2 separate regions of the Homo sapiens genome follow, and region 1 is linked to region 2. A link is a contact called in ENCODE Hi-C or POLR2A ChIA-PET data. All regions are on one chromosome and are shown on one strand. The core of a region is the stretch at or near the end of the contact, and the rest is flanking DNA. Distances in the headings are between cores, read along the strand shown. Region 1 overlaps PARD3 (par-3 family cell polarity regulator). Region 2 overlaps PARD3 (par-3 family cell polarity regulator).

The links. A loop is a pair of places that touch in the nucleus more often than their neighbours do. ChIA-PET counts read pairs that join two places held with the same protein, here RNA polymerase II (POLR2A). Pooled maps may share reads with other maps.
Region 1: a loop to region 2 is called in a pooled map, with 2.5 times the contacts of the local background. The contact joins two enhancer-like sites. A Hi-C loop is called at or near these places in 1 of 168 maps with a recorded cell type or tissue (astrocyte of the cerebellum), 2 of 37 single-sample maps with no recorded cell type and 3 of 50 pooled maps. POLR2A ChIA-PET finds 5 or more read pairs at or near these places in 2 of 52 experiments (OCI-LY7 and T-cell).

The regions. Positions count from the first base shown.
Region 1 is chr10:34,372,698-34,376,397 of GRCh38, reverse strand. It overlaps PARD3 (par-3 family cell polarity regulator), which reads left to right. Exons shown (of 25, transcript NM_001184785.2): 11 at 1,396-1,524. Among named protein-coding and RNA genes, the nearest start is that of PARD3, 440 kb to the left of the region's middle. Within about 2 kb of position 1,462, at least 2 of the 41 ENCODE cell types and tissues checked have a DNase peak (open chromatin) inside an H3K27ac peak, as active enhancers do.
Region 2 is chr10:34,278,885-34,282,640 of GRCh38, reverse strand. All of the region lies in intron 21 of PARD3 (par-3 family cell polarity regulator), which reads left to right. Among named protein-coding and RNA genes, the nearest start is that of LINC02629, 380 kb to the right of the region's middle. Within about 2 kb of position 1,965, at least 11 of the 41 ENCODE cell types and tissues checked have a DNase peak (open chromatin) inside an H3K27ac peak, as active enhancers do.

The DNA of each region.
Region 1 (3,700 bases), core at 213-2,712, 94 kb before region 2:
CGTCTTTCTTTCTAAAGATAATTGCTTTATTATTGAGTCACTTTTTTCTTTTATCACATAATCGCTTTACTTTCAACATATCAGAAAAACCTTTTTATTTTAAAGCAGTGAGAAAGACCTGCAACCTGCATGTCTTTCGAGTTAGGCTTTATTTCCATAGCTGTCATCTTTGTCTTAAAATGGAAACTTCATTTTTGCATGCTTTAAGCCCAACCTTCTAGTATCTACAGTTGTAGCTATACAATATTGATACTTACGTGCATTTTCTCTGAGTGTCTAGATAATTAGAATCATACAAAGAAAAAAGGATCAAGTGACTTAATTGTCTAGATTTTTTTTCACTTTCTTTTGTTTGAGTACAAATTATGTTTAGGGTTCTGCTTCCTGAAAAGGCCGCTTGTCCTTGGGGTATAAATTGAGTGGTATATTAGCCCATGTGTGCAGTCGTAGCTTGTTTTATTTTGTAAGAGTCTCCACTGGAACTTGAATTCAGTCCTTCTGTCTGCAATTCCTTAATAGTAGTACCTTGAGGTATATGAGGTTGATTTTTTTCAGAAGGGGAAATGTTCTGAAATATATTTTAACTACAGGAAAATTTTGATACTGTAATTTAAGTTATAAACTTATTTGCCTTGGACAAAATGTCTTTTTTGTCTAAAAAGAAAAATGTAGAATACCTTTTAAAGGAAACATATGCTCTCATTTCTGTGGAGTATATAGTGCTTTCTGATAATGATGTTATACTTCCTGTTAGATAAAAGATTCCCTAAGAACAAGTTGTTTTAAATTTTTTTCCTGCTTGAATTCTCTCATAACATTGAAAAAATTTCAGCTGAAATATTGCTTCCCTGCTAAAAAATATTGTTTTGTAGTTTCTTTAATGTTTACCTTTTAGAGGTAAAGTGTTTTATTTATATTTATCAGTAAAATTTCATTTAAAGTGAAAATACTGTACCAAAATATTTTTGGTGTGTTTTTATTACCCTTTATAAGAGCAACACCTTTTTATTTTGGTGTAAGAAAACCTATGATGCACAAGGCTATCAAAATATCTCTGTTCTAAGCCAGTAAGTTTTGTGTTAACTTGACATTTTTGAAATATTTATTGCTTGGTACTTGTCAATGCCCTGGTGATTGTCACTTTGGGTTTAATGATGAACACTAAAAGATTGACCACTTCCTCTCTTCTAGATATCTGGTCTTAGTTTCTTTATTAGTCACAAAACCTTAGTGGTTCCCAGATCATGGCAGAATTGTGCATGAAATGAGTTATGTTCCATAGCAGATATGGCTAGTCCTAGAGTGTGTGTGTGTGTGTGTGTGTGTGTGTGTGTGTGTGTGTGTTTTCCTGTTGTTTCCACAGGATTACAGCTGAAAACTTTTGTTTTGTTTTAGGTAAATGGAGTAGATTTAGTGGGCAAATCCCAAGAGGAAGTTGTTTCGCTGTTGAGAAGCACCAAGATGGAAGGAACTGTGAGCCTTCTGGTCTTTCGCCAGGAAGACGCCTTCCACCCAAGGGAACTGGTGTGTAAATTTAGAGTAGATGAAAGATTTCTGATATGCAGCAGCCAGGGGTCTGGGTTAGTTGCCTGATGGCAAATGTTTATTGAGACATTTTCTGAGGAGTTTCTAGATCTTATATTTCTTTCAGCCCTCACTGAATACAAACATTCTTTTCTCTAATACTCCCTTAGTTTCAGAAATGGATATCCTCAGTAATGAATGGAGGGGTACTTAAACATCAGACTGTAGGGATATTTTCAAGGGCATCAAATGTTCATCACTGTACACCCTCAGATGGACTGACTGAATACAGAGACGCCGATTATTTCAGAACTGTCACTCCACAGACTGTCGCTGAAAGCTTGCCATCTTCCACACTGCATATGACAAATTTTCATATTTCACATTTTCATAGTACATGTCAGTAAGCCAAATAGATGCTTGCTTCCTTACTGTTGTATGAAAAGGAATACCTTTTTAAAAAAATTATTATTAAAAATAAAAAGACCTAAGTGGCAATAAGCCTCATGGCTATTAATTATACAAATATAGGTCATGTTACTTAGGATGACATAAATGAAGGAAATGAAAAGGCATTTACAACTTTTGCAACCTATCTCCTTCACTTTCCATACATACATTAATACATCTGAGTATTTACATGGTATTGGTGTGAATGAAATAAGTGTCTTAAATGTACATAGTTCTGAGTGGTTTTCTGCAAAAGTGCTAGGTTTCATTTATATATAAAAATGACATAATTGGAGGAGTTGCCTTTGTCTTTTGATGTGGTAAGAAAATTGTTTTATTTCAAGTACAAGTGGTATTTTAAATATTTCAAAACAGATTCTACTTGGATCATTTTGGAATACATCCTTTTCATCTAGCTCTTAGTGCTAAACAAAAATTAATTTGTATAATCTAGAGTGACAAGGTTTTAGAAACGAGGTTTCCAAATTTATCATATAGCCCAAATTCTCTTGTGTCTTCAAGTATGGATGTGTTATGATAAAAATAACTATATTTTATTCTCTATATAAACTATTTCTATAAATATTATAAATGAAAAAATTTTAGTCATAATATCTTATCCCCTGGTTACACACAGGTCTTAAAACTTAATGTGGATTTTGTGGAAATTTCAGACAGTGATAGGGTTGAAAAGTGAACACTTTTGTTTTAAGTAGATTTTGAATAAATTATGAAAACTTCTTTATATTTAAAAATGTTTAATGCATTATTTCTCAATTTAAATTCAGTTTTTCGTTTTCCCCCCACTGTTATCCAATTTTGTGCTTAAAATGCCACCTGATCCTAAATCTGGAGATGTCTCTATTAAATTGTAAATGAGCACTTAAAAAAAAAAAACAACTAGCTTTCCATGTGATTTGCCGAAGCTTTAATTCTTCCTCAGTGTCTCGGAGTGCACTAGTTAGCATTATTAGATTGCCAAAGCTTAGACACTGCTCTTAAGCAGCCTTTTCCAGAGTTAGTGCCAGCATATAGCCAGCTTAAGGTTATTCAGGTTCTTCTTGTCCAATTTTGATCTTCCAGGCTTCTGTTTTTCCCTTCTGCTACCTACTTTTTTTTTTTCTTGGTTATGTAATTTATTGCTTGTGAGCTTTTCATTAAGGAGTACGCCAGTAGGCCGTCAGTCTATTATGCATGTTGCAGCTGCTTCTCAAAATTTAAGAGAATAAAATCCTGAAAATTTAAAGGGAGGGGACATTTAAAAATAATCTTGAATCCAGTAGACGTAACTATTTTCCTCTGTTTGGGGTGTCTGTGTTTAAATTCTGTGTGTCTAAATCTAAATACTTTTATCAATCGGTGCCTTTTTTTAATAAATCATCCTTGTAAGTTCCTAGGTAATTAAGGCAAATCAACATTATAGGAAAAAAAAATCATGTTTATTTCCTGTGCAACATTTTAAAGTATAAAGCTGTGGTTCAGACTGTGGTTCAAACTGTTATTATCTGGTCTAGTTATCAAATGATTCTATACCTTAAAACTTTGATTTGATTGGGAAAATTTTAAAGCAAAATTAGAAACAGTGCCATGATTAGGAAAGCAGTTTGGTGAGACTTGTTTTCCTCCAGATAATAAATTCATGATGTACTGTGAATGAGCAAGTAAAAATGTATATCTAGAAAAATTTCTTAAAACACACACATAAACACACACATCAGCAAAATTT
Region 2 (3,756 bases), core at 716-3,215:
TCTTGATACCTGCCACAGGGGATAGATAGCTTCATTAATCCTGTACTATTTTTCATCTTCTAAACATTTCTTCCTTGCAGTTTAAGGTGACTGCTATGTTTCCATGCAGAATTCTATCAACATTTTCCAAAATACTTTTATGATGCTTAGTCAAATATTTCCAGCCAAACAATGATTTTTACATAATGGTTTCACTTGTATTATTAATTTGCCTAAGGCACAGTTCACTTCTCAGTTTTGCTTTTAATTTCCATCTCTGTACCTCTAATGATGCAATACTTCTGGGAACTAGGTTGATCATAATGAATTTACAATGTACAGGAGGCCTAAAATAAAAATCTTTCAGGGTCAAGGAATAAGTGAATGGTCCATTAAAAAGTCAATTAGGCTCATAATTTAAGAAAATTATTATACTTTGACTTTGTATTTCAATAACAACTTTTTGCAAGTATGTTTTATTTAAACTTATGGATTTTGTAATAGAGCAAGTGAATGCAAGAAACGGACTGAACTAGGAGGTGGAGTAGGTTTGGCACTTGTATTTTAATAGGGCAAGCATTCTTCCATATGTCGTTCTTTCTGTTCTGTCTGTGGTATTGGCAGTGTTCTTTTTGAGAATGGAAACTGCAGCTTCCTTGAAAAAATTTTGACTGGAGTAATCAATAAAAATAAATAAACCACTACTTATATTCTCCTTACAACCTTTCCCTCACTGCTGACTAGTAGTGAAATACCTCTCGGGATATTATTTACCACTGTAGCTATTTGAATTCCAAAAATTATTTTGGCTAATTCCATATAAAAATAGAAAACCCAACATTCCCCCATGAGTTATGATTGTCCACAAACCAGAACTTTTTTTGCCTGTGTACATCTGGGAATCTTGAATATTGCTCAAGATATAAATATTGAAAAACTAAAAGGGCTATGAATATAATTTTAAATGTTTTTTCTTCAATGTTAAGATCTATTTAGATGGTGACAATATACTAGATTGTTCTGAGCCGGGTCCAAGATTAAGTTTGACTTCATTCTTGCTAACTTCCTTCCCTTTCTGTCACTTGCTACCAACACTGTGAGGTTGGGTCTTGAGTAAATGCCATCCATATGGGAGAAATGGACTAGGAAGATCACTGTATGGATCTGTGCTCTGCTCTACTAGCCCTGCCCTGCCTCAGACTAGAGCCTCCATGAGTATGGTCTTCTTGAGAAGCGGGGAGTCTGGGCGTGATACCAAGGGGGAAGTTAACAGGTTTTCCGACATGCTATTTTTGACTTCTCATTCTGGAGCACTGAACCTAGGTACCCTATTTTTTCAGAGATGCTGTTGGCTACATTGGAGACAGACTGAGAAACTAAGCAAAAATGTGAATTCAGTGCTTCGTGCCTCTGACTTGTGTTTCAGGCATGCCTAGGGACAGCGCCTCTACTGGCTCATTTCCACCACATGAAAGGTTTAGGCTCCAAACTCAAAACAGAACATGTTCCAATTAAGTGATCTACGTAACTTCAGGTCTACTTAGCCTCCCATACAAAGCCCCGTGATAGATTTCTCTGTCGACCAAGCATCACACGTTGGCTTTCTGTTGTTTTTGCTCCAGTGATACCTCCATGTATTTTTAAATGGTAGTATATACACTATGTGGTACAGGATTGCCCAGTGTTCAGCAGCAGAGAATGTGTTCTGTTTACAAGTATGTTTGAGAAACACTTGTTTAAACCAGTATATGCGTATCTTTCTACTCTGTTATTTCTCAAAATTCTACCAAGTTCATGTGCATTATGAGTCACCAAGATAGGAACAGAGAGTCACCATTCTCCAAACTTATTTATTCTCAAAACATCCTCTCAACCCCTCACTTTTTGCTTTTCCTGGAATACTGACATCCCACAACATTCTGAGTCACTGGGGAAATACCAAGGGCAAGTAAAGACCGTTGACTCCTGGTTCAGCGGTGTTCAGCTTACTCCTCTAACTGGCTGTGGAAACCGGAGTTGATTGTTTTCCAGAACTGCGAGCAAGTTTAAAGCAGTGTTGTAACCTGTCTCTACTTTCTGGCTTCTGTTTTGTGGACTTATGAAAGTGCGTGCTTACCACTGCTCCTCCTTTTTCAGTTTTCTCTTTCCCACCTTTCTCACTTGTTTAAAAAATGTACCTTTTTAAGCTCTAGTTCTAAGTTTATTCTAATACTAAAAACTACAGAAAAATTTGGGAGAAACCCATAAAATTACAATCAGAAAACAAAAATTTATCTGTATTAACACACTGTTAACATACTGGTCTGTGCTAATCATTTTTTTTCCTATAAAGTACACATTTTCCACACCTATGTACTTTTAAGAAGTTGACATCTATTTTCATTTTTATTTATTTTGCATTTTTATGCATTCTTAGAAAATCATATTAAATGTTTTCTGGATCACGGTCAGGTCTGTGTGAACAGACAAATGGGAAAGAGGGACAGAAAGAAGGAAAGATGTTCTGAAACATGAAATATTAGCTATGATATCTGGCCAAATTTCCCAACTCTCAAATAATATTCTCCTCATGTTATTCATTCTATTAAATGAGGTTTATAATGTTAGCTGGCTTGTATTTTGTAGTTATTCAGCCATTGAAAGCTATTACAATATTATTATCTATATCTGCATAGTAAGTTGTGCTTGGGAACATTTCCAGGGATACTGAATGCTTCTAGTGGAAATATGTAAAAGTTAATTAATTTCTTATTAAATCCTCCCAGTATAGAAGGAATATTTATAAATCTCCTTAGGAAACAGATGATCTGAAACTTTCCATTATTCAATGTTCTAATCATCTTTCAAAGCCTTGTGTTTTCAATACCAGACCGTTGAACTATCTGTGTCCTTCAGTGGGATACTCCCCATTCTTGGTGTGTCATTTTGCAAGTTTATGTGGATTTTCTGCATGCCGTTTCCTCTCTTTCTAATTTTACCAGCTGTTCTCAGTAATACCTGCTTTGGGTAATTACTTGAACTTTTTGTCATCTCAGTTGGTAGGATCCTTTTCAGCAAGTGATACATGTTTGTTTTCCTAACACTAATCTTTGCATTTAGATCACTTATTGTCATGCAAAGATTGTCTTTTAAAAATTAACCTTTTAAGAGAAACATTTTTTCTATCCTGTAGCAGCATTTTTCATGTTTCTTTGACCTCGTGAATCCTTTAGAAAAGTCAATTCTAATCAATAGGCTAAGTTTCAAGTTTTTTTAAAAAAATTTTCATTGCACAGGTAAATGAGAATTTTTAAGAATCTGTTAACCTGCTTTGTAGAACTTAACTATTTCGATAAATACTTGATTGGGTGTGTTGGCTCACACCTGTAATCCTAACACTTTGTAATCCTAACACTTTAGCAAGAGCATCACTTCAGCCCAGGAGTTCGAGGCTGCAGTGAGCTGCTGTGGTTGTGCCACTGCCCTCCAGCTTTTGTGACAGAGTGAGAGCTTGTCTCTAAAAAAAAAAAAAAAAAAAAAAGGAAAAAATATAGATGAATACTTGAGGAAAATTAAGCGTTAGGCATACTATATATCTGAAACCGATTTTATTGACAGATACTGCAAATGAAGTAGGAAAATGCAGTTTGCTTTCTGATGAGAGCTGTCCTAGATATATTTGGCTTAAGAGCATCTCTCTGCATTGGCAATAATTGTAGGTGCTTTAATATCCATGAAAGCCTGAACATTACTTGAGTGAGTATCTGTTGAGATGTGTTTGTGTCTGTTGGTTAGGGA